2 separate regions of the Homo sapiens genome follow, and region 2 is linked to region 1. A link is an interaction called in ENCODE POLR2A ChIA-PET data of the cell type or tissue named here. Cell type or tissue: A673. All regions are shown on one strand. Each heading gives the region's core, and the rest is flanking DNA. Links, peaks and the distances in the headings are about the cores only. Region 1 has its middle 58 kb from the start of DISP3. Region 2 holds the start of LOC105376740 (a long non-coding RNA gene).

Region 1 (16,373 bases), core at 5,701-13,700:
TCTTATGGCATCATTCATGAGGGTGGGTTTAATCCTGGCAGAGGGATCAGGATGGGTGGAGGGATGGGAGGCATCTTCAGAAGGGAACCCCAAAGGATGGGGAGGGATGGCCTGGAATAGATAAAGGGTGAGGAGCCTGGGTGCCCCCTACCCAGGAAGGCAGAAGCAAGGCCACCTCCCTACGATAGTCTTTACAACCAGCCCGACCAGTCATGTGTCATATAAGTGCACACGCACACATACACGCACACACACATGCACACTGCTGTGCACTCCCTGAGGAGGGTCCAGTGCGGTCTGAGCCATGTCTTTGTCCCCAGCACACTTAGCTCAGAGCCTGGCCCTCAATCATGAATATGTGCTGAACAGATCCTGGTTTATGTATTTTAAAATTTTTTAAATTATAGTCATGCTTTGCTAATGACAGCGTCAGAGGCTGATAAATGCATCATTAGGTGATTTCGTCCTTGTGTGAACGTCATAGCGTGTATTTACACACACCTAGATGGCGTAGCCTATTCCACACCTAGGCTCTATGGTAGAGCCCGTTGCTCCTAGGCTGCAAACCTGCACAGTGTGTGTGTCCCAAATGCTCTCGGCAGCTGCTAACACCGTAGTATTCGTGTATCACAACATATGTGAACATAAGAAAGGCACAGTAAATATATTGTATTATCGTCCTACGGGACCACCGTCATCTATGTGGCCGTCGTGGGCCAACACATTGGTGTGAAGCACATGGCCGACCACGTGTTGTATCTGAATCTAGGTCGACCCACTGTGCGATTAAACACCAAAGTAGCGTATTATGGAGAAAAAGTGAAATTCTCTCCCTCCTTTATCCCACCGCTTTCTCTGCTCCCCACCAAGGTAAACACTGTTAGCAGTTTGGCAGCCTCCTCCTTCCGCAGGGTTTCCAGAAGGCATGAATCTGTAATCTCACGAAGCGGGCAACACACACACACACACACACACACACACACACACACACACACACGCTTTGGGACCCACCACCCTTCCTTTATTTTCCCCTCCTCCATTTCCTCCCTCCCCCAGCCCCCTCCGCCACTGCCGTGGCCCTGGTGCTGGACTCAGCAGGGATTCACAGCAGGACAGCAGAGGCTGTCCTCACCCTTCCCAGTATTCCTCCTCTGCTGAGAGGGAGGGACATGGGCATGGATAGGGGAGGGTGGCAGTAGGTGGAGGTTCCCCAGGAGGTGTCCCTAAAGGGTAGGGAGAGAAATTGGAAGACCCAAGATTGGCTGCATTTCTAGCTGAGACTCTTTCGTGATAGCTCTCCCTCCTCCCTCCTCCCTCTTTCCTCCTCCCTCTTTCCTCCTCCCTCTTTCCTCCTCCCTCTTTCCTCCTCCCTCCTCCCTCTTTCCTCCTCCCTCCTCCCTCTTTCCTCCTCCCTCCTTCTCCCCCTTCTCCTCCTCCCCCTCCTCCTCCTTCTCCTCCTCAACTGGAGCCCAGCCTTGTATCTCTTGCTCCAATGCGGAGCCTTGCATGGAGGTCTCAGCTTGCTCTGAAAGCTTGTCATGTCTGTGTTTAATGAAGTTTAATTATCTTCCAAGATTCAATGAATAATTATAAATCTTTTCAAGATGCAATCACACGGGTTCATGCTTCATTAACAGTGGAAAATCAATTGTAATTCGCGTAATTCCTTTCTTCTGGAGATCAGTCTGTTTGTACACGCGCTCCCCTCCTCACCCTGCTTTGTCTGCCCCAAGAAGTACAAAGGATGCCTGGCTTTTTCCTCCAGAATTGACGAGCCTTGTCAGGAGCAGGGAGGAGAGCGAGGCCCAGCTGGAGCAGGTGGGGGAGGGGAGGGAGAGAAAAATGGTCCCAGGGGAATAGGCCTGGGGAGCTATTTCTAGGAGGCAGAGCTGGGGGATGAGGGATTGGAGGGCAGAGGGGAGGAGTCTACAAGGCTATGAGGAGGCAGAGTGTTTCTTAACTTTTTAGGGGGGTCCCAGACCCCTTTAAAAACCTGTTGAGGCCAGACACAGTGGTTCACACCTGTAATCCCAGCACTTTAGGAGGCCGAGTACTGGTTATTTGAGGTTGGGAGTTCAAGACCAGCCTGGCCAACATGGTGAAACCCTGTCTCTATTAAAAATACAAAAATTAGCCGGGTGTAGTGGCACACACCTGTAATCCCAGCTACTCAGGAGGCTGAGGCAGGAGAATCGCTTGAACCCAGGAGGCAGAGGTTGCAGTGAGCCGAGATGGCACCACTGCATTCCAACCTGGGTGACAGAGCAAGACTCCGTTTCAAAAAAAAAAGTCTGTTTAAACTATTGACGCCCCCAGAAAAATGATATTCTGAGGGTGTCACCTTGCTTTCAGGGTGTTACATCCTGAGGTCCTTTCCAGCTGCTCTGACCTCCTAGGGGTCGCAGATAACTGTGAGAATACGAGGCTGCTTCTTAGTAATGTTGGACATTCTTTTAGCTCCAAGAAATCCAGAGCCCCTGCTGGGAGCTGGGTGCCATCTGCGGCCCAGCTCCAAGAGAAACTGCCTCGCTTTTCTCCAAACCACAGACGACAGCCCTGGGCCAGGGCAGCTGTGCCCGAGCCTCGTCTTCTCTGAGATGTCTGCCGCCAACAGCGCCACTGACCGGCACAGCCTTGTTGCAGACAACACTTAGCTTTCTCTCGAAGGTGGCAAGTTGCCCGCGTCTGCACAGCAGAGGAGAGTGGGGCTCTGTAAGGGACTTCAGGGGCCACAAAGATATGGGGAAGTCCTTATCCAATTAGCCAGACCACTGGAGGGAGTGGAGGAAAGAAAGCTGTTCTGCAGATATCTGGACTCTTCAAAGTGAATAGAGGATGAGGACCTCCGACCTCTTGCTGCGGGCGGTTTCTTCCCTGAACTTCAGTCCTCAGCCTCTAAGCTGCGCTGTCTAATGGAACTTTCTGTCCAGTGTAGTAGCCACCGGCCATATGTGACTATTTCAATTTAAGTTAATATCAAAGAAAATTAAAAATTCAGTTGCTCGGCTGCATTAGCCACGTTTCAAGTGCTCAAGAGCCACACGTGGCCTGTGGCTGGTGTATTGGACAACACAGACATAGAACAGAATCATCATTAAAGAAAATTCGACAGACGATGCAGGTCTAGGGTCTGTAGTGCATGTCTGCAATCCATCAGATCTCATGAGCTGCCCCTAGACTTCGATTAAGTATTAGTTTCCTATGGCTGCTATAACAAATCACCCCAAACTTAGTGGCTTAAAGCAACACAAATGTATTTCCTAATGGTTTTGAAGGTCAGAAGCCTGACATGGATTTCACTGGGCTAAAATCAAGGTGTTGGCACAGCTGCACACCTTTCTGGAGGCTCTAGGGGAAAATCTGTTTCCTTCCCTTCTCCAGCTTCTAGAGGCCACTGGAATCCCTGGAATCATTCCTCTTTGTCCATCTTCAAAGCCGGGAAGACCATATCTATCTCCACAGAAGAAAGAAGTTCTCCTTTTTAAGAACTTGGATGATTAGACTGGATCCGCCCAGGCCATCCAGAATAATCTCCCCATCTCAGTCCTTAATTCGCTCAAATCTGCAAAAACTCTTTCCATGGAAGGTCATCTAGTCACACATTCCAGGAATAAGATGTGGACATCTTTTGGGACATTGTTCTGCCTACCACAGGTCCCAAACTTTTTTTTTTTTCCAGTTGTGGATCCTGAGATCCAGAGAGGAGAAGAGGCTTTTCCAAGTCACACAAGGTGTAACGGGTACTGCAGTCTCCACCCAGGTTCCCTCTTCCAGGGCATGCACCCACCCCTAGCTGCTGGAATTAGAAGCTGCTGATAGCTCAAAACTGTGCCCCTCACAGAGCATTGCCTTTGGCCTATAGACCTGTCTTGATCAATGTCACACCCTACCCCACCCCTCCCTGCAGGCCCCCTGACAATGACAGATGTAACTATACAAACGTCTGTTCCCTTGCCTCTATTTGGGACCTCTGTAGTGACCAGTCCAGGTCCAGAGCCCTTCACGGGATGAGCTCAGATCTTAGGGGCAACGATTGAGGATCGGCTTCTCCCTCTGGCCAGTCCTGCAGTGATCTCGGATCAGTTTCCCTCTGGCAGTACTGCTGTGCTCGCTACCCTTCAGGTGTGTCTCCTGGAAGCCTCCCCAGTCACTCATCTGCAGCAGCCCAGGGGACAAAGCTCCAGCTCCTCCCCTTGGTCCATAGCACCTTTTATGATCTGGCCCCTGCTGGCCCGTCAGCCGCAGCAACTCACATGCTCCCTGTGCTCCAGCCTAAACAAGTCACTTTCAATTTCCCAAATGTCCCAGACTTTCTCGGCCTCCAAGCCTTTGCCCATGCTGGTCCTGCTGTTTGAAATGCCCTTCATCTCCTGGCCAACTCCTCCTCACTCTTTAGGACTCAGCTCAAATGTCACCTCTTCCTGGAAGCCTTCCCCAACTTCCTCATCCCATCCCAGTCTCCAGGAGGATCCTCTCCGCTGAGCCTCCATGGCTCCCTGGGCCCACTGCTTTGCAGCTCTCACCAAGGTCTACAGAGTGCTCTGAGATTGGAGCTGTGTCTTATTCCTTTCTGTATCTTAAGACACAGCATCTTGCCAAGAGTGGGGACTCACTAAGTGTTTGTTGACTGACTGTGAACTCAGCTGGCCCCTATTATCCCTATTTACAGAGGAAGTTGAGAAGGTAGTGAGACCTGGGACACTGAGGCCCATCCTGGGGACTCATTTCCCGAGCAAAGACATCCTGGCAGCTCCCCAGACTCCAAAAGGCCAGGAACTGCCGACAGCTGCTTGACATCTGAGCTGCAACTCCTGCCTAATGAATGATTCCTCTTCCACACATATGTTTCTGGTAATCAATTGGCTCGTCATTAGCCCACAGCAGCAGTTGTCTCAACTTCAAATGAAATGCAAATGTAATTGTTTTCTTTAGGCCTGGTGGGGTCAGGCTCCTCTTCTCAGGAGGAGGCCCGTCCCCCTCTCCCAGACTGCCAAGACTCAGGACTGCAGGGCCTGCTAGTGCCCTGGAAGGAGGCTGGACTGGAGCTCCCAGAAGTGACATAAGCCCCCTCTGCTCACCCAGTGTTTGGCTTGTTTCTCCTAACTAGCACTGCAGTCTACTTGCCACCCTCGTATGCAGTTCAGTTGCAAGTACGCTCAAGTAATGTGCCACTGATAATCATTGATGTACCAACCGTTGTGAGTAATTTGCTTAAAAAATATACAGCCGAGTGCGGTGGCTCATGCCTGTAATTCTAGCACTTTGGGAGGCTGAGGCAGGTGGATCACTTGAGGCCAGGAGTTTGAGACCAGCCTAGCAAACATGGCGAAACCCTGTCTCTACTAAAAACACAAACAAATTAGGTGGGCGTGGTGGCGCATACATGTAATCCCAGCTACTCGGGAGGTTGAGGCAGGAGAATCGCTTGAACCCGGGAGGTGGAGGTTGCAGTGAGCCGAGAGGGCATCACTGCATTCCAGCCTGGGCCACAGAGCAAGACTCTGTCTCAAAAAAAAAAAAAAAAAAAAAAAAGAAATAAAAAAAAATCAAGTAGAGTAGATTTAATGTTCTCTGTCTAATAAGGTCACTGTCACTCATCCCACATGCTTCCTTGTAGGGAAGAGGCCGGGGGGCATTATATCTGGGAACAGTGTGGCCTCCAGGGCTGTCTCACTGCCGCAGCAGCCTGAGGGTCATTAGCAGTCAGGGCAATTGTGAGTGATCATGGGGTGTGTGCATTGCAATTTTATAGCTACACTCATTTCCTTTTACATGTTGGATTTTATTAAACTCTGGATGAGCCTGGATGGGGGAATTATTGAACTGCTTATAATGAGGATAGTTAACCCCTCCAGAGCACTTTCGCCCGTTGCAGGTACCATTTTCAGAGCTCTATGTGCATGATGATTGTCTTAATCTTTTTATGAGCCCATGAAGTAGGTTCCATTATTTTCCTCATTTTAGAGAAGAAAATTGAAGCTCAGAGAAGTCAAGAAATGTGCTCAAGGTCACCCAGCTGCTGGGTGGCAGAATAAGGATTTGCACCTCAGTTTATCTGAGTCCAGAGCTTGCTTTTAAAAATTCTTGCAAGACGTACACTGAGTTGCCTCACATTTGCCCATTGACCCACTATCTGTGAGTTGGTCCTGTGCTGGGTGCTCAGGAGCATCAAAAGACAGGTCCTGGGAGCCAGACCTGGGACCCCAGGGCTCCTGCTCCCCCAGAGCCAGGTTGCTATCCGCCTATGTCCTTGTCCCATCCTCTCCCTACTAGAGGACAGTGATTCTTTCCTCTTGCACTCTCTGGCATCATCAATTTTCCCTCTCTCCTGGGTCATTTCCAATGCCATAAGCATGCTATGATTTTTCCCCATCTTAAGAAAATAACCTTCTCTCAACCATGCTCCTCTCCTCTGTGCTACACCATTTCTCTTTCCCTTTACAGGGAAGAGTTCTGACTTGCTGTCTCCAATTCCTTTCCGCCCAGTCTCTCCTGAATCCACCCAATCAGGCTTTACCTGCATTGCTCCATCAAAACTGCCCTTGTCAAGGTCATTGATGCCCTCTTCATCACTCTGTTCCATGCTGGACCCTTGGTCCTCTTTGTCCTTTTCCCATCGGCTGCCTTTGACTCTCGTAATTGTCTCCTCCTTGAACCTGTTCTTCCTGAGGCTTCTAGGACACTGGCTTCTGGCTTCTCCTCCTGTCTCTCTCTGGTTGCTCCCTCTCCGCCCCCCTGCACAACAATCTGACTTTTTTTTTCTTTTTTCTTTTCTTTATTATACTTTAAATTCTAGGGTACATGTGTACAATGTGCAGATTTGATACATACGTATACATGTGCCATGTTGGTGTGCTGCACCCATTAACTCGTCATTTACATTAGGTATATCTCCTAATGCTATCCCTCCCCTAGCCCCCGACCCCCCAACAGGCCCCGGTGTGTGATGTTCCCTGCCCTATGTCCAAGTGTTCTCATTGCTCAATTCCCACCTATAAGTGAGAACATGTGGTGTTTGGTTTTCTGTCCTTGTGATAGTTTGCTGAGAATGATGGTTTCCAGCTTCATCCATGTCCCAGCAAAGGACATGAACTCATCCTTTTTATGGCTGCATAGTATTCCATGGTGTGTATGTGCCACATATTCTTAATCCTTTTATCATTGATGGACATTTGAGTTGCTTCCAAGTCTCTGCTATTGTGAATAGTGCCGCAATAAACATACGTGTGCATGTGTCTTTATAGTAGCATGACTTACAATCCTTTGGGAATATACCCAGTAATGGGATTGCTGGATCAAATGGTATTCCTAGTTCTAGATCCTTGAGGAATCGCCACACTGTCTTCCACAATGGTTGAACTAATTTACACTCCCACCAACAGTGTAAAAGCGTTCCTATTTCTCCACATCCTCTCCAGCATCTGTTGTTTCCTGACTTTTTAATGATCGCCATTCTAACTGGCATGAGATAGTATCTCATTGTGGTTTTGATTTGCATTTCTCTGATGACCAGTGATGAGCATTTTTTCATGTGTCTTTTGGCTGCATAAATGTCTTCTTTTGAGAAGTGTCTGTTCATATCCTTTGCCCACTTTTTGATGGGGTTGTTTTTTCTTGTAAATTTGTTTGAGTTCTTTATAGATTCTGGATATTAGCCCTTTGTCAGATGAGTAGATTGCAAAAATTTTCTCCCATTCTGTATGTTGCCCGTTCACTCTGATAGTTTCTTTTGCCGTGCAGAAGCTCTTTAGTTTAATTGGATCCCCTTTGTCTATTTTGGCTTTTGTTGCCATTGCTTTTGGTGTTTTAGACGTGAAGTCCTTGTCCATGCCTATGTCCTGAATGGTAATGCCTAGGTTTTCTTCTAGGGTTTTTATGGTTTTAGGTCTAATATTTAAGTCTTTAATCCATCTTGAATTAATTTTTGTATAAGGTGTAAGAAAGGGATCCAGTTTCAGCTTTCTACATACGGCTAACCAGTTTTCCCAGCACCATTTATTAAACAGGGAATCCTTTCCTCATTTCTTGTTTTTGTCAGGTTTGTCAAAGATCAGATGGTTAACAACCTGACTTCTAAGTGTTTCGTGCCCTAGGCTCAGTGCTTGGACCTTCTGTTCTCTATCTACACTCACTCCCTAAATAATCTCAGCCAAGCTCATAGCTTCAAACACCATCCAAATGCTGATAATCCCTGAATGCCTGCTTACAGTCCCAGTGTGCCTCCTGAACTCCAGACTTACACCTACAGCTGCCTACACCACATCTCCGCTTGGTGGATTAAAGACATCTCAAACCTGGCATACACAAAACTGAGCTTCTGAGCTTTCCCCCAAACCCTCTCCAACCTCTTCTTCTCCCACCTGGGTATGGCAACTGCATGCTTCCAGTCGCCCAGGCCAAAAGTCGTTCTTGACCCCCCTCAGTACATCATCCTCTGCATCCGATCCACCAGCACATCCTGTCTGCTCTACTTTCTTTCTTTCTTTTTTTTTTTTGAGATGGAGTCTCGCTCTGTCCCCCAGGCTGGAGTGCAGTGGTACGATCTTGGCTCACTGAAAACTCCGCCTCCTGGGTTCAAACAATTCTCCTGCCTCAGCTTTCCAAGTAGCTGGGACTACAGGCGCGTGCCACCATACCCGGCTAATTTTTCTATTTTTAGTAGAGACAGGGTTTCACCCTGTTGGCCAGGCTGGCCTCGAACTCCTGACCTCAGGTGATCCACCCGCCTCGGCCTCCCAAAGTGCTGGGATTCTAGGCGTGAGCCACCCTGCCTGGCCTCTACTTTCAAAATATATCCAGGATCTGGTCAGTTCTTTCCACCTCCAGGTTTACAACCCTCTGACCCTCTGAAGGCAATCACTGCCTAACTGGTCTCTCTGCTTCTGCCCTGGCTCCTTCACTGTATTTTCCATCCAACAGCCAGAGGAATCCTATAAAACATAAATCAAATCATGTGACTTCTCTCCTAAAAACCCTCAAACGGCTTCTCATCTCTCTTAAAATAAAAGCCAGAGTTTTATTACCACCTGTGAGGTTTCATATGATCTAGCCTCTCCCTTTGTCTCTGACTGTGCGGCCTTCCACTTTCCTTATTTGCTCCGCGCCTGCTTCCTTGCCACTCCTCCGACGCCCTAGGCATGCCCCTGCCCCAGGGCCTTGGCACTTGCTGCTCCGCCTGCCTGAGCTATTCTGTTTGCCCAGAAATCTATTCAGCCCCAGTTCCCTCCCTTTCTCAGATCTTTACTCAAATGTCCCTCTTCAGTGAAGCCTTTCCTTGCCTCCTTCTAAAATGTCAACCCCAGACCAGGCGTGGTGGCTCACACCTGTAATCTCAGCACTTTGGGAGGCCGAGGTTGGCAGATCACTTGAGGTCAGGAGTTCGAGACCAGCCTCATCAATATAGTGAAACCCTGTCTCTACTAAAAATATAAAAATTACCTGGGTACGGTGGCACACGCCTGTAATCCCAGCTACTCGGGAGGCTGAGGCAGGAGAATCACTTGAACCCGGGAGGTGGAGGTTGCGGTGAGCCGAGATCCCACCACTGCACTCCAGCCTGGGTGACAGAGTGAGATTCTGTCTCAAAAAAAAAAAGAGTCCCCTGCCTTCCTCACTCCTGCCTCCCACCCCTCTGCCATGCTGTGTTTTGTTCTGTCTCGCACGTTTCACTAACTCAATACACGTTTCATTTATTCGTGAATTTATTTTCTGAGAATCCCACTGGAATGTCAGCGCATGAGAGTGGGGACTGCGAGCTTTTTTTTCATCGCTGTGTCCCAAGTCCACGGTGCACAATGTTCAGCAAATATTTGTTGAATGAATGAGTAAATGAATCCCTTCTCCTGTCCAGCATGAAGAGATCCAAGTTATCTACAGCATCCATGCCACCCAGGGGTGGGAGGCGAGGTGCTGAAGAGCCCCCCAAGACAGCAAGTGGGCCCTGAATGGAAAGGGATTCTCCATTTTCCCAGGGAGAACTCAAATGTCTATTTTCCTGTGCCACTGGAAAACATGGTTATGTATTAGTTTAATTGTGTGTCTATTAAATACCATATATCTAAAATAAGGTGTGCTAATTTAGAAACATGAATTTTTCCATTTAATGCATTTCATGAAATTATTTTGCTCAAACCCCTTTCTGGGGCCTTCCCCACTGGATCTTGGGAGTCAGTAGACCCCTGTTTCTAGGGATCTGAGACTCAGTGCCTTTTGAGTCCTGTGTGTTGCTGTCACTGGGAATTTCAACCCAAGTTACAGCTTCCTGTCCATTTCAGAATAAGAAAGTTATGTTTTCTATTCATCCACTGGGTATGTGTGACACTCGCCTCAGTTGAGACACACACTGCTGGCACGGTGCTCTGTAAATAGGGTGACCATCTGTCCTGGCTTGCCCGGGACTGAGGGGAGTACTGGGACTTTCAGTCCCGAGAAAACCCAAGTTCATCCTTCTGTCCATAGCGGGCTTGTTCCCAGCCACGTCCTTGCAGTTCTGAGGCCACGCACCCAGGAACAGTGAATATACTTGGGTCGATATTCCTTCCCGCATTTTATAAGCTGATCCACCAGGGAACTCCAGAAGGTCTCAAGTTAGCTTTGATTGAGGCTAATGTGTTTTCCTACACAGTGTTACGTGGTCTAAGCTACATAATCGACAAAGGACTCCAAAAAGAGAGGCTTTGTTAGGACCCTAATATAACCCTGTAAACCAAAAATAAAATCCCAAGGTCCCCCACTGACTGAACAGACCCCCTCTTGGCCAAGGGAACCCCAGAAAAACCTTAAAACTGAGTTATTGGCCATGATGGAACAGGAGGTTGGTCATGCCTCATTATACCTCCTTCCCTTATGTGGTTTAGATACTGACCAGCATTAAGGCTAAAATGGAAATGATAAGACTGACAGGACAGACTCTTTGTGGCAATAAGATGCTAAATTATAAATAAGACCTAAAGCCATGCCAGGCAGGGGTTAAATCGTGTACCCCTGCACTTAAAAAATAAACTATAGGGCCGGGTGCGGTGGCTCACGCCTGTAATCCCAGCACTTTGGGAGGCCAAAGTGGGTGGATCACCTGAGCTCAGGAGTTCAAGACCAGCCTGGCCAATGTGGTGAAACTCTGTCTCTACCAAAAATACAAAAATTAGCTGGGCGTGGTGGCAGGCACCTGTAATCCCAGCTACTTGGGAGGCTGAGACAGGAGAATCACTTGAACCCGGGAGGCGGAGGTTCCAGTGAGCTGAGTTCGCACCATTGCACTCCAGCGTGGTCAACAAGAGCAAAACTCCTTCTCAAAAACAAACAAAAACAAATAAACAAAAAACTGTATTCTGACTGCCACAAGGTTTGTTTTTTTTTTTTTTTTTTTTTTTTTACAGCTAAACAAGCACTGGCCTCAAGATAAATACTATTAAGACAATTACAACTCACCCAGCTCACAGACACTAACTAAGCCCCTATTCCTCCAGCCATAACTGCAGCTTTCAAAGGACAAGAGACTGATTACAATAACTTTCTCCTGATAGAAAGACCACCCTCCACGGACCGGTTCTGGCTGGTTTACAGAGGCTGCACACTTGAGAGCCTTCATGTCCTAAAAAGACCTTTCAACATATAGGGCCTAATTATAATACATTTAAATGTTAAGTCTCTACCCCAAAGTGAACATGGGTCATACGTAACATACATGTTTATTCAATATACATGTGTCGGGACCACCTTCATAAATACTCATAGCTCTTCCTGTAACCTGTTAAATATGCATGTTTCGCCAACCCCTTCAGCATAAAGCTTCCACCGGAACCCCTCTGATGGAGTTTGGATATTTGTCCCTGCTCCAATCTTGTGTTGAAATGTAATCTCCAGCATTGGAGCGGGGGCCTGGTGGGAGGTGTTTGGATCATGGGGTTGAATCCTTCATGAATGGCTTGGGCCATCCCCTCGGTGATGAGTGAGCTCTTGCTCTGAGTTCACACATGATCTGGTCATTTAAAAGTGCATGCCCCACTCCCCTGCTCCTGCTTTCACCATGGGACATGCTTGCTCCCGCTTCACCTTCCACCATGAGTCAAAGCTCCTTAAGGCCTCCCGAGAAGCTGAGTGATGTCAGCGCTATGCTTGTACAGCCTGCAGAACCATGGACCAATGAAACCTTGCTTGTTTCTTTATAAATTACCCCGTTTCAGGTATTTCATTATAACAATGTAAGAATGGCCTAATGCACCCTCTCTTTCAAAGTGACTATCAATGGCCTTTATTGGAGGCACCTTCCCAGCCTTTGGGATGACCACCTTGCAGGCTGTTACTCCTTATAGAAAATAAACCCTCCTTTTTAAAATTCATATATATATTTAATTTCACAACCCTATAGCCAGGCCAAGGGCTCAAACCCCTCCTAGTTTATTATAAATAAAGCATGGGAGTCAGGTGCAGTGGCTCATGCCTATAATCCCAGCACTTTGGGAGGCTGAGGCGGGCAGATCACTTGAAGTCAGGAATTTGATACCAGTCTCGCCAACATGGTGAAACCCCGTCTCTACTAAAAATACAAAAATTAGCCAGGCATGGTGGTGCACGCCCATAGTCCCAGCTACTTGGGAGGCTAAGGTGGGAGGATCACCTGAACCCAGGAGAAGGAGGTTGCAGTGAGCCGAGATTATGTCACTGTACTCCAGCCTGGGCGACAGAGTGAGACACCGTCCCCCACCCCACCAAAAAAAAAAAAAAAAGAAAGAAAGAAATAAAGCATGGGATCGCATAGGAAAATAGAAAATATCATTCTGGTTTAACGTTGGTTAAATGTTGGGTGGTGTGTTAAGGGGATTTGCTGGGGGTGTAGCTGTCTGGGTCTCCTGATAGGTCAGGGTGAAAACAGGACTCGGAGGAGTAATCACAGTAGAAGGAGAGTTAAGCCTCAGACATCTTTGCTTGTGTACTATGGATGAAATGCGATTTTGCAGAATCTGATGAGATTCCTGAGGGTTTGTTGGATCCTGTTTCATGGAGAAATAGAAGGTGAACAGCTACTAGGGCAGCGATGATAAAAGGGAAAATGAAGTGGAAGGTGATGAATCATGGAAGGGGGGTTTGTCAACTGAAAATCTGTCCCAGATTCATTCCACCAAGTTAGTACCAGTGCATGGGGAGCTGATCATAGGTTTGTGATTACTGTTGTCCCTCACAAAGATATTTGTCCTCATGATAGGATGTAACCTGTATATGCTGTTGCTATTACTGCCAATAGTAGAATAATACCAATGTTTCAGGTTGGTAGAACCTAGAAAGGTCTAGGACCTGTGCTATAAGCCTCGTCCTACGTGGGTGTATTAGTCCGTTTTCACACTGCTGATAAAGACATACCCAAGACTGGGTAATTTATAAAGAAAAAAAGGATTAATGGACTCACAGTTCCACATGGCTGGGGAGGCCTCACAATCATGGCAGAAGGTGAAAAGGCACGTCTTACACGGCAGCAGATAATAGAGAAAATGAGAATCAAGTGAAAGGGGAAACCCCTTATAAAACCATCAGATCTCATGAGACTTATTCACTACCATGAGAACAGTATGGGGGAAACTGCCCCCATGATTCAATTATCTCCCACTGGGTCTCTCCCACAGCACATAAGAATTATGGGAGCTACAATTCACAATGAGATTTGAGTGGGGACACAGCCAAACCATATCAGTGGGCCTTCTTAGGGTTGTTGTGAGGCTTAAATAGCAGGAGTCCCCTCCCCCAACTCTCACTACCTTCACCACCCCCACCCTTCCAGTGGGACTGAAGAGTAAATTGCTGCTTGTCTTCAGACCCTCCACCTGAGGGGCAAGAATAATAGCAGCTTGATATGGTTTGGATCAGTGTTCCCACCCAAATCTCATGGTGAATTGTAATCCCCAATGTTGGAGGTGGTTTCTGGTGGGAGGTGATTGGATCATGGGGGCGGAGTTCTCATGAATGTTTTAGTACCATCCTGGGTACTGTATAGTGATTTCTCACGAGATCTGGTTGTTTGAAAGTGTGTAGCTTTTAACACATTTCTTTCTCTCTCTTCCTCTTGTTTCTGCCCTGTAAGATGTGCCTACCTCCTTTTGCCTTCCACTATGATTGTAAGTTCCCTGAGGCCTCCCTAGAAGCAGAAGCTGCTATGCTTCCTATACAGCCTGCAGAACCATAAGCCAATTCAGCCTCTTTATAAATTACCCAGATTCAGATATTTCTTCATTCATAGCAGTGCAAGAATGGACTAGTACACAGCTACTCTGTGCCAAGCTGTGAATATGATCTGTGGTCCTTATCATGACTCATTTCCATTTTACAGATGGGAAGACTGAGGCTCCGAGAGGGTAAGGAGTGACTTGACCAAGGCCATGCATCTAGGTGCTATGCATTCGGTGTGGAGCTCAAGTTCAGAGGCTATCCCTCACACCCACCCCACCCCATCCCCATCGCATTGTATGGGTGACTCAGGTCTTGTCTGGGTTTACCCTCCAGCGAAAACAAAGGAAATGGTTTATCCAAGGGTTTGGTCCCCCATTCCTGGTGCCATGGCCCACGACCTGGCCTCAAACCTTTGGCCTTCCTGACCCAGTCCCCAGGGCCCCAGCCCTGGGAGGTGGCTACAGACAAGGTACAGGCAGTGGAGCAAGTGTTTGTGTGTGTGTGTGTGTGTGTGTGTGTGTGTGTGTGTGTGTGTGTGTGTGTTTTAAGTTCATCTTCCAGGGTCCTGTCCCCCAGACCTGAAGCTTTCATTGTGAATACAACACAGAAAATTTAATTAAATTAATTAAGTTATAACTTTCTGCAACCATTTATACCCACAGGGAAATGTGGTCTTCTCTGCTGTGGGAGAGACCCAGGGTGCAGAGCCTGGACCAGCAGACTCAGGGAGGCAGGAACCAGGACCTGGGAACACAGGTGTGCCTTTCCTGCCTGTCTGCAAGCATTTCATGAGCACCTGCTATGTGCAGGGAGGGTGCAGGGTGTTGAGGAAGTTGTGGCCGGCAAAGCACTGATCCCAAGCAGAAAGTGAAGCTGGGGCATTAGGACTTACCCCAGGATACTGTTTTCCATGTCTCTCCCTGCATCTCTTCCTGCTTTACAAATCCTAGCTCTGGCAACACCTCCTCAGGAAGCCCTCCCTGACTGGCCCAGCTCACCCCACCTCTTCCTGTTGTCCCTATCACACAGCTGAGCAATGGGGCAGAGACAGATGGGCTCCTTGAGGGTGGGGGCAGAGTCTCTTTACCCCAGAAGCATGTAGCCCTATGTCTCTGATTTCGACAAATTAGAGAATCAAAGAATGCCCCTGACAGAGGGAAAAACTGAAGGTCAGAGAGGGGCAGTAACTTGCCAGAGGCCACACAGCAGTTTAGTGCAGAACCAGGACTAGAATGCTTCTCTGCCAAGTCCTTTCCCCTAATTATCATAATACCCCACATGTCCTGAGCTTTTTTTTTTTTCTTTAATGCGTCTGGCCCCGTATTAATTACTTAAGACAGATGAACCCATCTAGCTTGTCTCCAACCCCTCAAGGAAGGCACTAATACTATCATCCCATCTCCACTGATAAATGCACTACCTGGGGCCTGGATAAGTGACAGAATGTGCCCGAAGATCCTTCCCTGTCAGTAAATGATGGAGTCAAGATTCCAGCCCAGATGAATCACCTCAAATCCACCCTCTTCACCACTGCATCATATTCAAATCTCACCTGGGGATCCTGATAGGCTTCGGGGGGCTATGAACCACCCGGACTTGTGTATATGTGCATTTTTCAGGGGAGAGAATCTAGAGTTTTTATCAGATTATCAAAAGGGTCTTGGCCGGGTGCGGTTGCTCACACCTGTAATGCCAGCATTTTGGGAGGGCGAGGCTGGTTTGGATCACCTGTGGTCAGGAGTTTAAGGCCAGCCCGGCCAACATAGTGAAACCCTGTCTTTACTAAAAACACAAAAAATTAACTGGGCATGGTGGTGCGCACCTGTAGTCCCAGCTACTCTGGAGGCTGAGGCAGGAGAATCTCTTGAGCTGAGATCACACCACTGCACTCCAACCTGGGTGAAAGAACAAGACTCTGTCTCAGAAAAAAAGGAGGCCTAAAGCTTTCAAAACGATGGCTCACTGCTGTTTATGAAATTAATGAGATGGTTCATTATGAGGATGGAGCTGCAGGTGAGCTTAGTGAGGGTGTGTGTGTCTGTGTGTGCATGTGCGTGTGTGTGTGTACGTTAAGAACAAGCTGGGATGAAGGAGTTGGGGCGGTGTCCACGATCTCCATTTTTATGCCCTGCCCCGTGACATTCCCACCTGATGTGCTCTGCCCCCCAGCAGTAGCCATGGTCATCTCAAGACCCAGCTGGGCCCACGCGTGTGCT
Region 2 (16,373 bases), core at 2,976-10,975, 51 kb before region 1:
CAGGACGTGTGCAGCTCCTTGGCCCCAGAATTGTTTCCCTCCTGCCTCACTCCCTGGTGTAGAATTTGGCCCAGACGCTCCCTGCCATGTGACTTGGCAGGAGCTCCCTCTAGAGGAGGGGTAGTGATATAGCTGTAAATCTCACGTTGAGGCTGGGCGCGTTGGCTCAAGCCTGTAATCCCAGCACTTTGGGAGGCTGAGGCAGGCGGATCACCTGAAGCCAGGAGTTCGAGACCAGCCTGCCCAACATGGTGAAACCCTGTCTGTACTAAAAATATTAAAAAAATTAGCTGGGCATGGTGGTGCATGCCTGTAATCCCAGCTACTTGGGAGGCTGAGGCAGGAGAATCGCTTGAACCCAGGAAGCAGAGGTTGCAGTGAGCTGAGATCGTGCCACTGCACTCCAGCCTGGGCAACAGAGCGAGACTCCATTAAAAAAAAAAAAAAACCTCATGTTGAAATGTGATCCCCAATGCTGGCGGTGGGGCCTGGTGGGAGGTGTTTGGATCATGGGGTGGATTTCTCATGAATGGTTTAGCACCATCCTCTTGGTGCCGTTCTTGAGACAGTGAGTGAACTCTCTCGAGATCTTGTTTAAAAGAGTGTGGCACCTCCCTCCATGTCTCTTGCTCCCACTCTTGCCATGTGAGATGCCTGCTCCCCCTTCACTTCAGTCACAATTGTAAACTTCCTGAGGCCTTCACCAGAAGCTAATGCTGGCACTATGCTTCTTGTACAGCTTAGAGAACCATGAGCCAATTAAACTTCTTTTCTTTATAAATTGCCCAGTCTCAGGTATTTCTTTATAGCAATGCAAGAACAGCCTGACACAGGGAGTGTATTTTTGCATTGGTTATAGACTACATTGTATCCATGATTAAGAATAGGCTGGGCACGGTAGCTCACGCCTGTTATCCCAGCACTTTGGGAGGCTGAGGTAAGCAGATCACCTGAAGTCAGGAGTTCGAGACCAGCCTGACCAACAAGGCTAAACCCCATTTCTACTAAAAATACAAAAATTAGCTGAGCATGGTGGCACGTGCCTATAGTCCCAGCTACTCAGGAGGCTGAGGCAGGAGAATCAGTTGAACCCAGGTGGCAGAGGTTGCAGTGAGCCAAGATAGTGCCACTGCATTCCAGCCTGGGCAACAGAATGAGACTCTGTCCATCCCCGCCCTACCCCCTTACCACAAAAAAAAAAAAAAAAAAAAGAATAAAGGAATTCATGAGAGTGGGTCCAAATCCAATAAGATGGCTGTCCTCATAAGAAAAGGAAGAGACACCAGGGGTGCATGCACATGGAGGAAAGCCCCTGGGACTTAGCCTCCTGGGTTTCATCTCTGGCTCTGGTATAGTGATCTCTGAAAGTGCTGATCCTCTGTTTACCTTGATGCGTGGGGAAGATGCCACCGTAGTCGGAGTTAGGATTGTAGATGGGTAGAGGAGATCTCCCAATATTTGTTTTGTGTCCTGCTTCTCTCCCTTATTCTGACAAATCACGACCCAGATTGGATCATGTACCCTTGCCCTCTTTTGGAGAATTGCTCTTTCCTCACGCCTTCCTCACTCCATCTGCTTCTTCTAGAGGGGCTGCCAATCACATTATCCTGTAACCCTGTGCCTCAGCCACAGTCACACAGTGATTGGCCCAGGGAAGGACACGTGACCAAGCTGGGCCAATTGGAATCCTTCCCTGGGACTGTACACATGAAAACGTGGTAAAACGGAAGCCACCTTCTCCCTTTGGACTTTGAATGGGAAGGGTGATTCTGAAGTGCCAATGACCATGTCTCCCCAAGTCACGTGGCTGCCCAGACAGAAGATAAAAGGGGAACAAGTTCCTGGTGCTCTCTGTGGGGTGACCCTGCTGGGGCAGCTTCCTTCCCAGGATGCTGATGGCAGGCCCAGGACGGTCTGGCCTTTTCAATATGCTGTTGTGATTGTGGCCTGTTCTAATTTAGGCAGTCTGGCTGTCATAAACAAAGTCTGACTGCTTGGCAGGTGGAAAGGTTAGATTTGCATGAAGTGGCTTGTGTCAATCCCAGTTCTTCTCTGTTACTATTGCTCGCCTCTGACGTCACAGGTTTAGGCCTGGTTGTGACACTGGCCATCTGGCTCCCTGGACCCCTCTCTTCCTTTGGGCCTGAGCTGGGCCCTACCCTGCTCTCCAGACTTCTAGGCAGGATGCTCCTCTGGCCTTCACAGGACCTCCCTTCCTCTAGCCTGGCGCTGTCCAATAGCAACGTAATATGCAATTAAAAAAATTCTAGCATCCACATTAAGAAATGCAAAGAGAAACAAGTGAAATTTAATTAATTAACTTATTTATTTTGAAATCAGGTCTTGCTCTGTTGCCCAGGCTGGAGTGCAATGGCGCCATCTCCACCCACTGCAACCTCCACCTCCCAGGTTCAAGCGATTCTCATGACTCAGCCTCCGGAGGAGCTGTGTTTACAGGCATGTGCCACCATGCCTGGCTAATTTTTGTGTTTTAGTAGAGACAGGGTTTCGCCATATTGCCCAGGCTGGTCTCTAACTCCTAGGCTCAAGCAGTCTATCCTCAGCCTCCCAAAGTGCTGGGATTACAGGTATGAGCCACCATACCCAGCCTAATTGATTTTAATGATACATTTTATTTAATCCAATAATCAATATAAGAACTTACTGAGATAGTTTACATTCTATTTTTTGTACAAAACCTTGGCTCTTATAGAATATCTCAGTTGGGACCAGCTACATTTTAAGTGCTCAGTGGCCACAGGAGGCTTGGTGACCACCAGTGACTCTAGGCCATCAGGAAAGCAGCCTGAGGCCTGCAAAAGCCCGGGTGATTTTGGCCTTTTCATTTCAGCCAAGCCTCTCATTTTCATTAGAATGGTATCATGTGTTTATTACTTTAGATCTGACATCCGAGCTTGGCAGTTAGCTCTCAGGCCGGAGGACATGAAGGCAAGGTCCAGAAGCCAACAGCTCCTCACCCTGTGGGAGGCAGTGGGGGGGACCATGGAGGGGTGGGGGGATTCTTCGTTTTTACGTTTTTGAGGGGAATCATTTTCGATTTACAGAAAAGTTGCCAAGATAGTACAGAGTTCCTGTACACCCTTCATCCAGCTTCCTTTAATGGCAATATCTTAGTAAAGTAAGGAATTAGCGTTCCTACGGTGCTATTAATAAAACTTCAGACTTTATTCATGTTTCAACAGGTTTTCCACTAACGTCCTTTTTCAGATGCGGGATCAAATCCAGGCTGCCACATTGCATTTAGGGGTCTTGATTTTTTTTTTTCTTTTTGCCCAGTTTCATAAAATAGGAGCAAGGCCTTGATTTTTAAATAAATAAATACATCTCTCTTCTGTCTATAAAACAACTTTATTGAGGTATCATCAACATGCATTGAATTGCACACATATAAAGTATACATTTTGATATGTTTGACTGTGTATATTTCTGTGAAACCATCACATGGTATGTATTTTAGCTAAGCTACAAAATAACAAATAGCCAAACCTGTGTAGACTTTACTAAATCCAAGCAGTGTTCTACACACTTTACACGAGTGAATGTTTTTGGCTAGATGCAGTGGCTCACACCTGTAATCCCAGCACTTTGGGAGAATGAGGTGCGTGAATCACCTGTGGTCGGGAGTTTGAGACCAGCCTGGGCAATGTGTTGAAACCCCGTCTCTGCTAAAAATACAAAAAGTTAGCTGGGCGTGGTGGCACATGCCTATAATCCTAGGAGAGACTGGGATCTCAGGAGACTGAGGCACGAGAATTGTTTGAAGCCGGGAGGCGGAGGTTGCAGTCAGCCGAGGTTGAGCCACTGCACTCCAGCCTGGGCAACAAAGTAAGACTCTATCAAAAACAAAACAAAACAAACAACAACAACAACAACAAAAACAGAGTGAATGTTTTTATTCCTTATAACAACCTGTGGCAGATGAGATTACTGCTGCCATTTCTTTACTCCCTGGTATAGAATTCTATACCTATACCCTCTGCCATGTGACTTGGCAGGAGCTCCCTTTAGAGTAGGGAGAGTATATTTCCCCACCTGCTATGGACTAAATTGGGTCCATAATTAAGATTAAATGAGGTCATAAGGGTGGGGGCCTAATCCTCTAAGAAAAGGAAGAGACACCAGGGGTGGATGTACACAGAGGAAAGGCCATATGTAGGCACAGAAAGAAGGTGGCCGTCTGCAAGCCAGGAAGAGAGCCCTCACTGAAAACCAACTTTGACAGCACCTTGATTGCAGACATCCAGCCTCCAGAACTGTAAATAAATTTCTGTTATTTAAGCCACCTAGTCTGTGGTGTTCTGTCATGACAGCCCAAGTAGATTAATACACACCCCTACTGATATTGGGTTTGACCATGCAACTTGTTTTGGCCAATGATATGTTAGGAGGCATGATGCTTGCAAAGATTTTAATGTGCTTGGTAGATTTGACTCACCCTCCTATGAGAATTCTGTGATTCTCTGTGAGAAAGAGAGACCCAACTTGTGGCCTTGAACCCAACTTGTGGCCTGGAGCCAAGACTGGACCAGGCCCAGTCCGATCCTGGCCAGACCCTGGAGAGGCACAGCTGATCCACAGATCCATGAGAAAGAAAATGAATACAGAGGTTATAAGCCACTGAGATTTTGAGATTGTTTGTTATGGATTAAAAAAAAGAAACCCGAAAGCCGGGCGCGGTGGCTCACACCTGTAATCCCAGCACTTTGGGAGGCCGAGGTGGGCAGATGACCTGAGGTCAGGAGTTCGACACCAGCCTGACCAATATGATGAAACCCCACCTCTACTAAAAATACAAAAATTATCCGGACATGGTGGCATGCACCTGTAATCCCAGCTACTCAGGAGGCTGAGGCAGGAGAATCACTTGAACCTGGGAGGTGGAGGTTACAGTGAGCCGAGATCACGCCATTGCACTCCAGCCTGGGCAACAAGAGCGAAACTCCATCTCAAAAAAAAAAAAAAAACACCCAAAAACTGACTAATAATCTATGAGTTGAGATACTATTGTTATCCCACACTTTATCAGCGAGGCAGTTTAGGCATGGAGAGGTTAAGTGACTTGCCCAAGGTCACACAGCTGGTGAGTGCTATATCCAGGACACAAACCCAGGCAGTCTGGCTCCAGCGTTCATGCTTACAACTGGTTCTTGTATGAGCAGAGTTCTTCACCATTCATTGATCCAGTGATTTAATGAATTCATTCTTCGGCTTGTTAGTTCATCAAACATTTACACGAAGTAGTTTCCCCCATTAATTTCTCTCATAACATCCCCATCTTTTTCTTCTTAGCATTTATCAATGGTTGTCATGTCTAGGAATCTATTTCTATGCTGGTGGATCTGCCCTCTGGTTAGAGTTTATGCTCTAGGAGGGCAGGGACTGTATCGTTTTTGTTCCCACAGTATATCCATCAGTAGCAGTCCATAACTGCTTGTTGAATAAAACAGAGTTAGTTGTTAAATGCCAGCCCTGGCTACATATTGGGAACACAGCAATAAGGCATGTTATCTGTCTGGAGGGCGGGTGGAGGAGCGGACAGGCATCTGATCCCCAAACATCATGCTAAGGAGCTTGGCCTTTACTTGCAGGGCATGGGGAGCGGTCAGTTGCAGGTTCCTGGATGTGTCTGAGCTGACACCACAGGCACTTTTTTTAGGTTGTGTAAAGAGTATTTATACTTCGGAAAAGGGTGCCCGGCAAAAGTCCTGTCCAGCTCTGAGACTTGCTGATTGCTCTGAGTAGGGTGCCCAGAGCAGGAGGCAGACAGAAGTGGAGAAGGAACTGGGTGGCTGTAGCAGAATTTATGTGAGCTGGGGCAGAGGCGGGGGTCGTTGGCAGCAAAGGGAAGAAGCCAGTAGGGCAGATATTGAAAAGAAAGACGACATGAGCCTACCGAAAAAGTAGGAGGTGCGAAGGAGAGAGGGCTGCGCCAGAGGGGCATCCAAATTTAAGCAAGAGGTTGCCCGGAATGCCCCGAGCACCGCATCTGGCCCAGGGCAGAGGAATTGCTCAATACATGGTCATTGTTGTTGGGGTTGTGGATGATTCAGTGGAAGACTGTAGCTGCTGAGGTCTGGACATGAGGATCGGGATTCAACAGCAAATGACTGGAGTGTGCATTTCAGAGCTCTGGACTGGGAAGGAGGTGGCGTGGGTCTAACTACCGGAAGATCAGTAGACGCATCGCTGTCATCTAGCTATTTATTTTATTTTATTTATTTATTTATTTATTTTGAGATGGAGTCTCACTCTGTCGCCCAGGCTGGAGTGCAGTGGCTCAATCTCGGCTCACTGCAAGCTCCGCCTCCCGGGTTCACACCATTCTCCTGCCTCAGCCTCCCGAGTAGCTGGGACTACAGGCGCACGCCACCATGCCCAGCTAATTTTTTGTATTTTTAGAAGAGACGGGGTTTCACCGTGTTAGCCAGGATGGTCTCGATCTCCTGACCTTGTGATCTGCCCTCCTCGGTCTCCCAAAGTGCTGGGATTACAGGCGTGAGCCACTGCACCTGGCTTATTTTATTTTATTGTGACAAAATATACATAGCATAAAATTTACCATTTTAACCATTCTTAAGTGTACAATTCAGTGGCGTTTAATACATACACACTGTCGTGCAGCCATCACCACCATCCAGTTCCAGAACTTTTTCATCACCAGACAGAAACTCCATTCCTCTTAAGCAATCACCGCTCATTACCGGGTGGAATTGATGGGTAACTATGTTTTGCCATCAATTTGCTGTGTGCGTTTGGTGAAGTCACTTCCACTCTCAGAAGCTAGTTCTTTCCTTATAACTTTAAAATGGAGGTTTCTTTTGATTTTGCTAGGCTGAAAAAGCTAGGTGGACGGATGATGTCTCTGAAAGATAAAAACGTTGAGTGCGTGTGGAGGGCCGAGTCAGCCTGAGGGGGTGGGGGGAGAGGAATGGTGACAAAAGAGGAGCTGGCAAAGGAAACAGATGAAGAGTGGGGTGAGAAGGAAGAACATCTTCTTTGGGATTGGGAGAAAGGTTAGGAAAAGGGGGAAGAAGAGAAAAAGAAGAGGCTGACACAAAGGAATGCTCAAAACCAGGCTGTTAATGTGATTTCATGAGATGAGGTTGGGATCCAGCATAAAATCCAGGGTGACAGCCAGTGGCCTCAACCTCTCCGGAGCAGGAATCATGTGGCAGGAACGGAGGGCACCAGCTGCCTGTGAGGGCGGGCTGGGGACTGGACAGGAGGCTGGGACAGATGTAGCTGGGTGTGCCAGGGTCAAATTAGGAGAAATAAAAGGACTGCTAAGCTAGCCTGTCATTATTGAACTCACGGTAAAGAAAATGTATTTCTTTTCTTTTTTTTTTCTTTTTCTTTTTCTTTTTTTGACACAGAGTCTCTCTCTGTCTTCCAGGCTGGAGTGCAGTGGCATGATCTCGGCTCATTGCAACCTCTGCCTCCCGGGTTCAAGTGATTCTCCTGCCTCAGTCTCCCGAGTAGCTGGGATTACAGGTGTGTATCACCATGACTGGATAATTTTTGTATTTTTAGTAGAGATGGGGTTTCACCATGTTGGCCAGGCTGGTCTTGAACTCCTGACCTCAGGTGATCTGCTCACTTTGGTCTCCCAAAGTGCTGGGATTATAGGCGTGAGCCACTGAGCCTGGCCACTTTTTCTTTTTTTTTTTTTTGAGATGGGGTCTGGCTCTGTCACCCAGGCTGGAGTGCAGTGGCATGCTCTTGGCTCACTGCAACCTCTGCCTCCCAGGCTCAAGCGATCTTCCCACCTCAGCCTCCCAAGTAGTTGGGACTACTGGTGTGCACCACCATGCCCGGCTAATTTTTTTTTTTTTTTTTGGTAGAGATGGGGGTTCAACCTGTTGCCCAGGCTGTTCTCAAACTCCTGGGCTAAGAGATCTGCCGGACTTGGCCTCCCAAAGTGCTGGGATTATAGGTGTGAGCCATCGTGCCCAGCAAGAAAACATATGTCAAAGGGAAATTGACACGGTAACGAATGTGTATACTGCTTTATTTACACACACCCTATCTGGTTCCACATGAAATTTACAGGTTTGTTTTATTTTTATTTTTGAGACAGAGTCTCGCTCTCATCACCAGGCCGGAGTGCAATGGTGCGATCTTGGCTCACTGCAACCTCCAACTCCCGGGTTCAAGCAATTCTCCTACCTCAGCCTCCTGAGTAGCTGGGATTACAGGCACGTGCCACCATGCCCAGCTAATTTTTGTTTGGCATCAGTTAATGAATGCTTACATTTTGGGTTGAGAAAAGATCAATGTAAATAGGTAGCATGCAATAACCCTCTTTTGTGAATGTGTTTAATAACAGCTTTTATTTCTTGAGCAGCTCTTCTGCAGCTGACCTGGTGATAGCTCAATTACACTTCCCACCAATCTGAATAGGGTTGGTTGTCTTTTTTTTTTTTTTGGTCACTCTTTATATATTATCCCTTTTTACAGATGAGAAAATGGAGTCTTGGAAGGCAAAGTGACACCATGCTGGAAGAAGAGCAGAGAGGAATTGGAACCCACTCAGGACCTTGGAAATCTTCATCTTTCTGGAAGGGCCAACCAGGCATTCATCCTTGGCCTCCACTGGCTCCTTCTCTGTCTCCAAAGATTTTAAATAACGTGGCAGGCAAGGCTGCCTGAAGGCTGGGACAAGCGATGGTCCCTGGGCTCCTCCCCAGAGCTCGACTTCTCCTACGCTGGAGCTGTCTCCACAGGCCCCCCTGTGTACAGTGCAGGATTGGAAGGAGCACTGGACGGGGAGTCAGTGGAGCAGATGTGAGTAGCAGCCCCAGGCCTGCCTGCTGGGTGATCCTGACACAGGCGGTTGCATTTTCTGATCCTCAACAGGCTCGTTGTGAATGGATGCTGATACCTCCCTGGCAGGGCTGCTGCAGGGATCAGGCCAGACTTGAATGTGAAAGGGCTCTGAATAGCCGAGTCCAGGGTGGGTGAGGGAAGGTAGCATCGGCAACCTGCGGGTGGGCCCTGGCCACACTGACGGAGGAATTGTCTCCCTGTTATCCTGCTCACTCTCTGTGGGGTTTTCAGAGGAAGCAGAGTCCCTCAGCTTCAAGCCAGATCTGGGATTCCAAAGACCCACAAGGGAGGCCCAAGCAGGGAAGGTTATGGGAGGATTCTGGAGAAGAGGGTGCAGGGGGCAAAGCCTCTGCCAAGCAGCTCCTCCCCTGTGCATGCGTGTGTGTGGATGGGTGCGTGGAGTGTGTGGTGTGTGTGTGGATGTGTGTGTGTGTATGAAATGTGTGTGGATGTGTGTGTGTGGTGTGTATGAATGAGTGTGGTGTGTGTGTATGGGTGTGGTGTGTATGGATGTGTGTGTGTGGTGTGTGGATGGGTGTGTGTGTGGATGGATGTGTGTGTGTATGTGTGTGTGGTGTGTGTATGAGTCTGGTGTGCATGTGGATGGATGTGTGTGAATGTGTGTGTGGTGTGTGTGTGAATGAGTGTGGTGTGTGTAGAGTGAGTGGTGTGTGTAGAGTGAGTGGTGTGTGTGTAGTGTGTGCGTGTGGATGGGTGTGGTGTGTATGTATGGATGGGTGTGTGTGGTGTGTGTGGATGGGTGTGGTGTGTGGATGGATGTGTGTGGTGTGTTGTGTGTTGTGTGTGTTGTGTGGATGGGTGTGTGTGCTGTCTTGTGTGTTGTGTGGTGTGTTGTGTGCTATGTGGATGGGTGTGTGTGGTGTGTTGTGTGTTGTGTGGTGTGTGTGGTGTGTGGGTGTGTGTGGTGTGTTGTGTGTTGTGTGGTGTGTTGTGTGCTGTGTGGATGGGTGTGTGTGATGTGTGTGGTGTAGTGTGTGGTGTGTGTGTGGTGTGTGTGGTGTGTTGTGTGGTGTGTTGTGTGCTGTGTGGATGGGTGTGTGTGGTGTGAGTGGTGTGTGGTGTGGTGTGTGGTGTGTGATGTGTGTGGTGTGTTGTGTGTTGTGTGGTGTGTGGATGGGTGTGTGTGGTGTGTTGTGTGGTGTGTTGTGTGCTGTGTGGATGGGTGTGTGTGGTGTGGTGAGTGGTATGTGGTGTGGTGTGTTGTGTGTTGTGTGGTGTGTGTGGTGTGTGGATGGGTGTGTGTGGTGTTTTGTGTGTTGTGTGGTGTGTGTGGTGTGTGGTGTGGTGTGTGGTGTGTGGTGTGTGTGGGAGTGCTCTCTGGCCAGGTGCAATCTCCTTCCTGTTCAGCTCCTGGGGCTGCTGCTACTCTTAGTTCAAAAGACTTTTTATCCCTGGCAAGGACAATTATTGGGGTCACGGTGACCTGCCTGTTTCAGCGCCTGCTTGGGCTTGTTTCGTTTGGCCTAAGACAAAAGCTTGAACTCTGGAACTGCCCAGAGGGGCGAGGGGTGCAAATTCCCTCTGCCTGACCTAACTGCAGTGTTCACAGGACTGACTCATTGTCCCCCCGGGTCAGGACAGGAGTGACATTCAAAAGAACTCATAAGCAGTTTGGCCAGGTACTGATCACTCCGAATGGATTCTGTGCTTGAGGAATCCACCAAAGGCCTTTTTGGTTTGTTTTCCCAGAAGCCCATCAGTCACCATCTGGGGAGGACAAGGAGGGAGCAGGGCTGATCCAAGGAGCTCTGGGGCAGATGGACTGTCCCTGTCACGGCTTCTTTTACTGGTAGTAATGACTCCCACTGGTTGAGTATGCAGGCGCCACTTTGCTCCATGCCAGGTACCATCCATGCCTGCACTTTCTTTTTCTTTTTGTTTTTTGAGATGGAGTCCCGCTGTGTTGCCCAGGCTGGAGTGCAGTGGCGAGATCTTGACTCACTGCAACCTCCACCTCCTGGGTTCAAGTGATGCTCCTGCCTCAGTCTCCTGAGTAGCTCGGATTACAGGCATGCACCACCATGCCCGGCTAATTTTTGTATTTTTAATAGAGATGGGTTTCACCGTGTTGGTCAGGATGGTCTCGATCTCCTGACCTCATGATCCGCCCACCTTGGCCTTCCAAAGTGCTGGGATTACAGGCGTGAGCCACCGCACTTGGCCCATGCCAGCACTTTCTAGGTATAATCTCACTTGATCCCATCCGGCTCTTTGAGGCAGGCTATATGATCATGCCCATTTTGCAAATCAGGGAGCTGAGCCTGAGGAGCTGGGGTCCTTGCCCAGTCACACAGCCAGTAACAGCAAGAGTTCTGATTTACCCCTAGCTGGTCTGGATTCTCTTGGTCCCCTTATACACCTGTTCCCTGCTGGGGGAAGTCAGCTGGGGGCGTGGAGACTGCCTTGGAAGGTGGCTGCTGCAGCCCCCCAGACCTCCGGCAATAGAATTCCCTATAATTCGGTTATAAATCATGTTCCTAACTAAGCCAGCTCTGAAGGTCACCGGTAATCAAACTGTCAGCAGGCCATCTTCAGCGGCTGCCGTGGTCAGGGCCCTGAGCCAGGAGAGCCCAGGGAATCAAGCTTCCAGCCCGCACCTTTACAAGTGGGTAAGAGGCTGGAAATGGGAACAGGTTAAGAGGGCTTGGGGCTGGGGCCGAGTGACAGCTGCACTTCTGACTTCAAGATAATGAGGAGGAGAGAAGCTCCAGCCTCGCTTCTGAGCTATCTCGGTCCTTCCTGTTGTTGGTAGCATTGAACCTCCTGATCCGTGGAAGGTGGCTGCTTGCAAAGTTCTGATGACATCACATGGATGTGTGTTGGCCGGGTATTCCCTGGGGAATGAGCTTAGCGCGGAAGCAGAAGAGTTGCATTTTCTAAACCACCAGCTAAGTGGCAGGTGCGTACACATCATCCTGTGTAATCCCTAAGCTTGTCCCATGTGGTAGCAAGTTCCTTTTATTATCTCCATCTCCTGGAGGCTCAGATTGGCAAAGGGGACAGAGCTTGCAAGCATTCAGGTTGGCATTCAGGCTTACATCTGGGTTTTTTCCTTTTAATTCTTTTTTTTTTTTTTTTTTTTTTTTTTTGAGACAGAGTCTCACTCTGTTGTCCAGGCTGGAGTGTAGTGGCGCGATCTCAGCTCACAGCAACCTCTGCCTCCCGGGTTGAATTATCCTGCCTCAGCCTCCCGAGTAGCTAGGATTACAGGCATGTGCCACCACATCCGGCTAATTTTTGTATTTTTAGTAGAGACGGGGTTTCACCTTGTTGGCCAGCCTGGTCTCGAACTCCTGACCTCAAGTGATCTGCCCACCTCGGCCTCCCAAAGTGCTGGGATTACAGGCGTAAGCCACTGCACCTGGCCTTCTTTTGACTCTTACCAGTATTTTCCAATTTTGACATTTTGAAATAATGCTGGGAAATGCTGGTTAAACCAAGAGAAACAAGATTCCTGTCCGCATGACTTTTCAGAGCCTTTAATAAATTGGATCACGATTCTTCATGCACAGAGAGATGGGATGCCAGGGTGGAGGCCTTGGAGGCTCTGGCAGAGAGGAGATTAGTACTCCATTCCTACCCCAGTTCTGCAGGGGAGCATGGCTGGCTTGCTCTTGAAGCCCTGGCCCCCCTCATCTGGATGCAGCCTACAGTGGGGTGAGCTGAGGCCTGGCTCCACACACCTCACAGGAACTCCTAGAAGAAGGGAGGCTGTCAGGTACCCCTGACCTCTTTCCTGAGCTGTTCAGGACTCGCTGGCTCACTCGGGGCAGGTGAATCCCGCTAACCCACCAACTGGCCTCACTTCTCCCTTCCACGGAGTAATAGCAGCCTCCACCTCCCAGGTCCATCTGTGCACTTGAACCCCTGGATTTCAGGCCCGGTGTTCCTCAGAGATGGCTGCTCCTTATGTGCCCTGGGCCTGGGCTGATAAACCAGAACCCATGGGTACCTCCCAACTCACTCCCTTTTGCTGCCAACTAAATTAGCTCCTGTGGGCATTCCTCCACCCCCAGCCCAAGAACAAACAGCAAATTAATGAAACAGATGGGCTCTGTCTGCTCTGCTGGCTCTCAGCACTCCCATATTCAGGGCAGGGCTGAGACTGGACTAAATCATTTCTCCTTTGCTCCTGGGCACACAGCTAGACTACATTGCTAGCCTCCCTTGTAGACAGCGACCTTGGGCCACTTGGCTGAGTTCTGGCCAGCGGAATGTGGGTAGAAGTGATGACTGGCGTGCCCACACCTGGCCTGTGACACCTCCTACGCAACATCCCGTCTGCCGCCCTGTTTTCTGCCAGCCGAATGAAGAGGATCCAACAGAGAACTCCGAGGCCCTAGGAGACTGGGGAGGACAAGTTGGAAGGAAGCTTTATTTGTTATTTTATTAAAATTATTATTATTATTATTTCAAGACAGGGTCCTGCACTGTTGCCCAGGCTGGAGTGCAGTGGTACAATTACAGTTCGTTGTAGCCTCCGACTCCTGGGCTCAAGTGATCCTCCGGCTTCAGCCTCTTGAGTAGCTGGGACTATAGGTGCATGCCACCACATCTAGCTAATTTAAAAAATACCCTGTAGAGTGAGCATCTCCCTATGTTGCCCAGGCTGGTCTCAATCCTGGCCTCAAGGATCCTGCTGCTTCAGCCTCCAGAGTGCCGGGATGACAGGTGTGAGCCACCGCACCCAGCCTAGAAGGAATCTTTAGAGAGTGAAAGACCTGGGTGGAAATCCCAGCTCAACCCCTCAAAGCTGTGTGATCCTGGGCAGGTCACTTACCTCTCTGAGCTCAGTTTCCTCGTCTATAGATAGAGGATAATGATAGTGCCATCCTTGTAAAGTTGTTTTGAGAATCAAATAGGATTCTTTGATTTGAAACAGCTCTGAAAGTTCATCGGAGCCCCAGGGCTCCCTGCAGTATTGTCTGGGCCCTTTGTAGCCACCGCATCACAGTTCAATTTCTCCCTCTGTCTAATTCTGCTCTTTTTCTCCTTTTCAGAAATCCCTACCGCTGAGTTCTGGTGGAAGGCAGTTAGTATTGGAAGAGGTCATGGGAAGCAGATTTTTCAATGGGATTTTTGAGTTGCGTTACTTGCTGGGTCCAGCAATGAGGCCCCCATCCCTGGGAGGTAGGGGTCTGTTGTGCTATAGCAGGGCAGTTGTTAAAACTCTCAGTCATGGTGAACTGGGATGGAAAATCCACAGAAGGGAATGCATTGGCAGATATATCTCAGCCATTTGAGAGATTTGGGGGAAGTAATCATTATAAAAACTGTGGAGTCAGATAGTGATTGCTGGCCAGGCACAGTGGCTCACCCCTCTGTAATTCCAGCACTTTGTGAGGCCACGATGGGAGGATCATTTGAGGGCAGAAGTTCAAGACCAGCCTGGGCAACCTAGCAAGATCCTGCCTCTACAAAAAAACGCAACCCAACCCAAACCAACTAAACAAACGAAAAACCATCCAAGAATGCCTGAAGACATTTCTGTTGTCATAATTGTGGGGGAGGGGGATGGCATGGCTATTGGTACCCAGGAGGTAGAGGTCAGCGATGCTGTTAAAAATCCTATGATGCGACCGGGCGCGGTGGCTCACGCCTGTAATCCCAACACTTTGGGAGGCCGAGGCAAGCAGATCACCTGCGGTCAGGAGTTCGAGACCAGCCTGGCCAACATGGCTAAATCCCATCTCTACTAAAAATACAAAAATTAACTGGGCATAGTGGCGGGTGCCTGTCATCCCAGCACTTTGGGAGACCAAGCTGGGTGGATCACCTGAGGTCAAGAGTTGGAGACCAGCCTGGCCAACATGGTGAAACCCCATCTCTACCAAAAATACAAAAATTAGCTGGGCATGGTGGCGGGTGCCTGTAATCCCAGCTACTCAGGAGGCTGAGGCAGGGAGAATCACTTGAACCCGGGAAGCAGAGGTTGCAGTGAGCCAAGACTGTGCCACTGCACTCCAGCCTGGATGACAGAGGGAAACGCTGTCTCAAAAAAAAAAAAAAAAAAAAATCCTACAGCTCCTACGACAAAGAATTATGTGGCCCAAAATGTGAATAGTGCCAAGGTGGTGGCGTGCATCTGTAGTCCCAGCTACTTGGGAGGCTGAGGAAAGAGGATCGCTTGAGCCCAAGAAGTCAAGTTTGCAGTGGGTGGTGAGCATACCACTGCACTCCAGCCTGAGTGACAGAGCAAGACCCTGTCTCAAAAAATAAAAGTAAAAAAGGGAAAAAAAAACCAGATAGTGATTGCTGGGGGCCTTCAGTGCATTGGAAGAAGACCATGTAAAGCTGGGGTGATTAATCACCGATTTAAGTGAGGTGTGAGATCCAGAGGCCCTCCTTGGCAGCATATATCAAGAGACTCTCATCTTCTGCAGCTCGCAGACAGAAAAACCTGAGGATCGGGCCCACAACTTAATTATAAGTGGAGCTACAGAGAAGGCTGAATTCTCGACTCTGGCAAGTCTGCTAGTCCAAGGTCAGAGCCTTGATTGGAAAGAGGGATGCTCATTTATGACATACGGATGGGGACATCTGGGTTGTTGCACTTGAAAATCTTGAATCCCTAAATTCTCTGAAACCCTCTGGGCCTGCAGGGTGGTTCACTCCTTGTTAAAGGCAAGCAAAACCCTCCCTTGCTTGAAGCTGATGCAGAGTCCTCTGGCTTGCCAGACTATCTGTGCTGCCTCCTTTTCTGTCCCCCAGACCAGTATCTTCAGTCAAGTTACAACAGAATTCAGTTATACCACGAGAATAAAGGGATGACAGAGAGGCTGCAGGACCCAGCCAACGTTCACTGGCAGACATCAGAAGAGGATGGATGGGACTGGATCACGAGGGTGCTGGGATCAAAGGCAATGGAGGAGGGAGTCGGGTAGGGAGAGTTCAGCAACGTGGGAGCCACCTCCAAGGATACAGGATTTAACCGCCTGGCAAAGACCCCAGGAGATGGTGCTAACTCACTGTTAGGATGGCTCTTGGAGGCTTGGAAAAAGCAAGGGCTCATACTAGGTGAACTAGAAGTGCCAGAACTTCTGTGGCAGATGGTGGAAGACGGGATCAAAAGACTCAGATAAGCTGGGCGAGGTGGCTCATGCCTATAATCTCAGCACTTTGGGAAGCAGAGGTGGGAGAATCACTTGAGCCCAGGAGTTTGAGACCAGCCTGGGCAACATGGCGAGACCCCCGTCTCTACAAAAAATAATTAGTTGTGCATTGTAGCATGCACCTGTAGTCCTAGCTACTAGGGAGGCTGAAGTGGGAGGATAGCTTGAGCCCTGGAGATGGAGGTTGCAGTGAGTGCAGTGAGGTGATATCACGCCACCGCACTCCAGCCTGGGCTACAGAGCAAGCCTCTGTTAAAAAAAAAAAAAAGCCTTAGGGAAGTGGGTGTGCTAGGATGGATAACTACATAAAGCCAGAAAAGTGACTTGCTAACTGTGTTCTTTGGGAAAGCCTAGAGGACTGCCCATTTACCATGCACGGGGGAGAGGGCTGAG

Evidence for each region. Peaks named below come from ENCODE experiments on the same cell type or tissue, not always from the same donor. Only the 100,000 strongest peaks of a DNase experiment are listed, where the experiment ranks them.
Region 2: POLR2A ChIA-PET joins it to region 1 with 31 read pairs; 6 of 35 experiments call an interaction of 5 or more read pairs at or near these places.

What each region holds. Positions count from the first base shown.
Region 1 is chr1:11,412,508-11,428,880 of GRCh38, forward strand. It overlaps the pseudogene MTCYBP45. Among named protein-coding and RNA genes, the nearest start is that of DISP3, 58 kb to the right of the region's middle. RefSeq lists an enhancer at 3,746-4,430. In A673, for the core only: no CTCF peak of the experiment used is centred there; no DNase peak of the experiment used is centred there; H3K27me3 peaks cover 1,295 bases.
Region 2 is chr1:11,364,275-11,380,647 of GRCh38, forward strand. It overlaps LOC105376740 (a long non-coding RNA gene), which reads left to right and starts at 7,415. Exons shown (of 4, transcript XR_946959.3): 1 at 7,415-7,512; 2 at 8,479-8,805; 3 at 11,621-11,767; 4 at 13,013-13,262. It overlaps LOC105376739 (a long non-coding RNA gene), which reads left to right. Exons shown (of 4, transcript XR_946958.3): 4 at 1-781. RefSeq lists enhancers at 8,384-8,885, 8,886-9,385. In A673, for the core only: no CTCF peak of the experiment used is centred there; no DNase peak of the experiment used is centred there; H3K27me3 peaks cover 1,942 bases.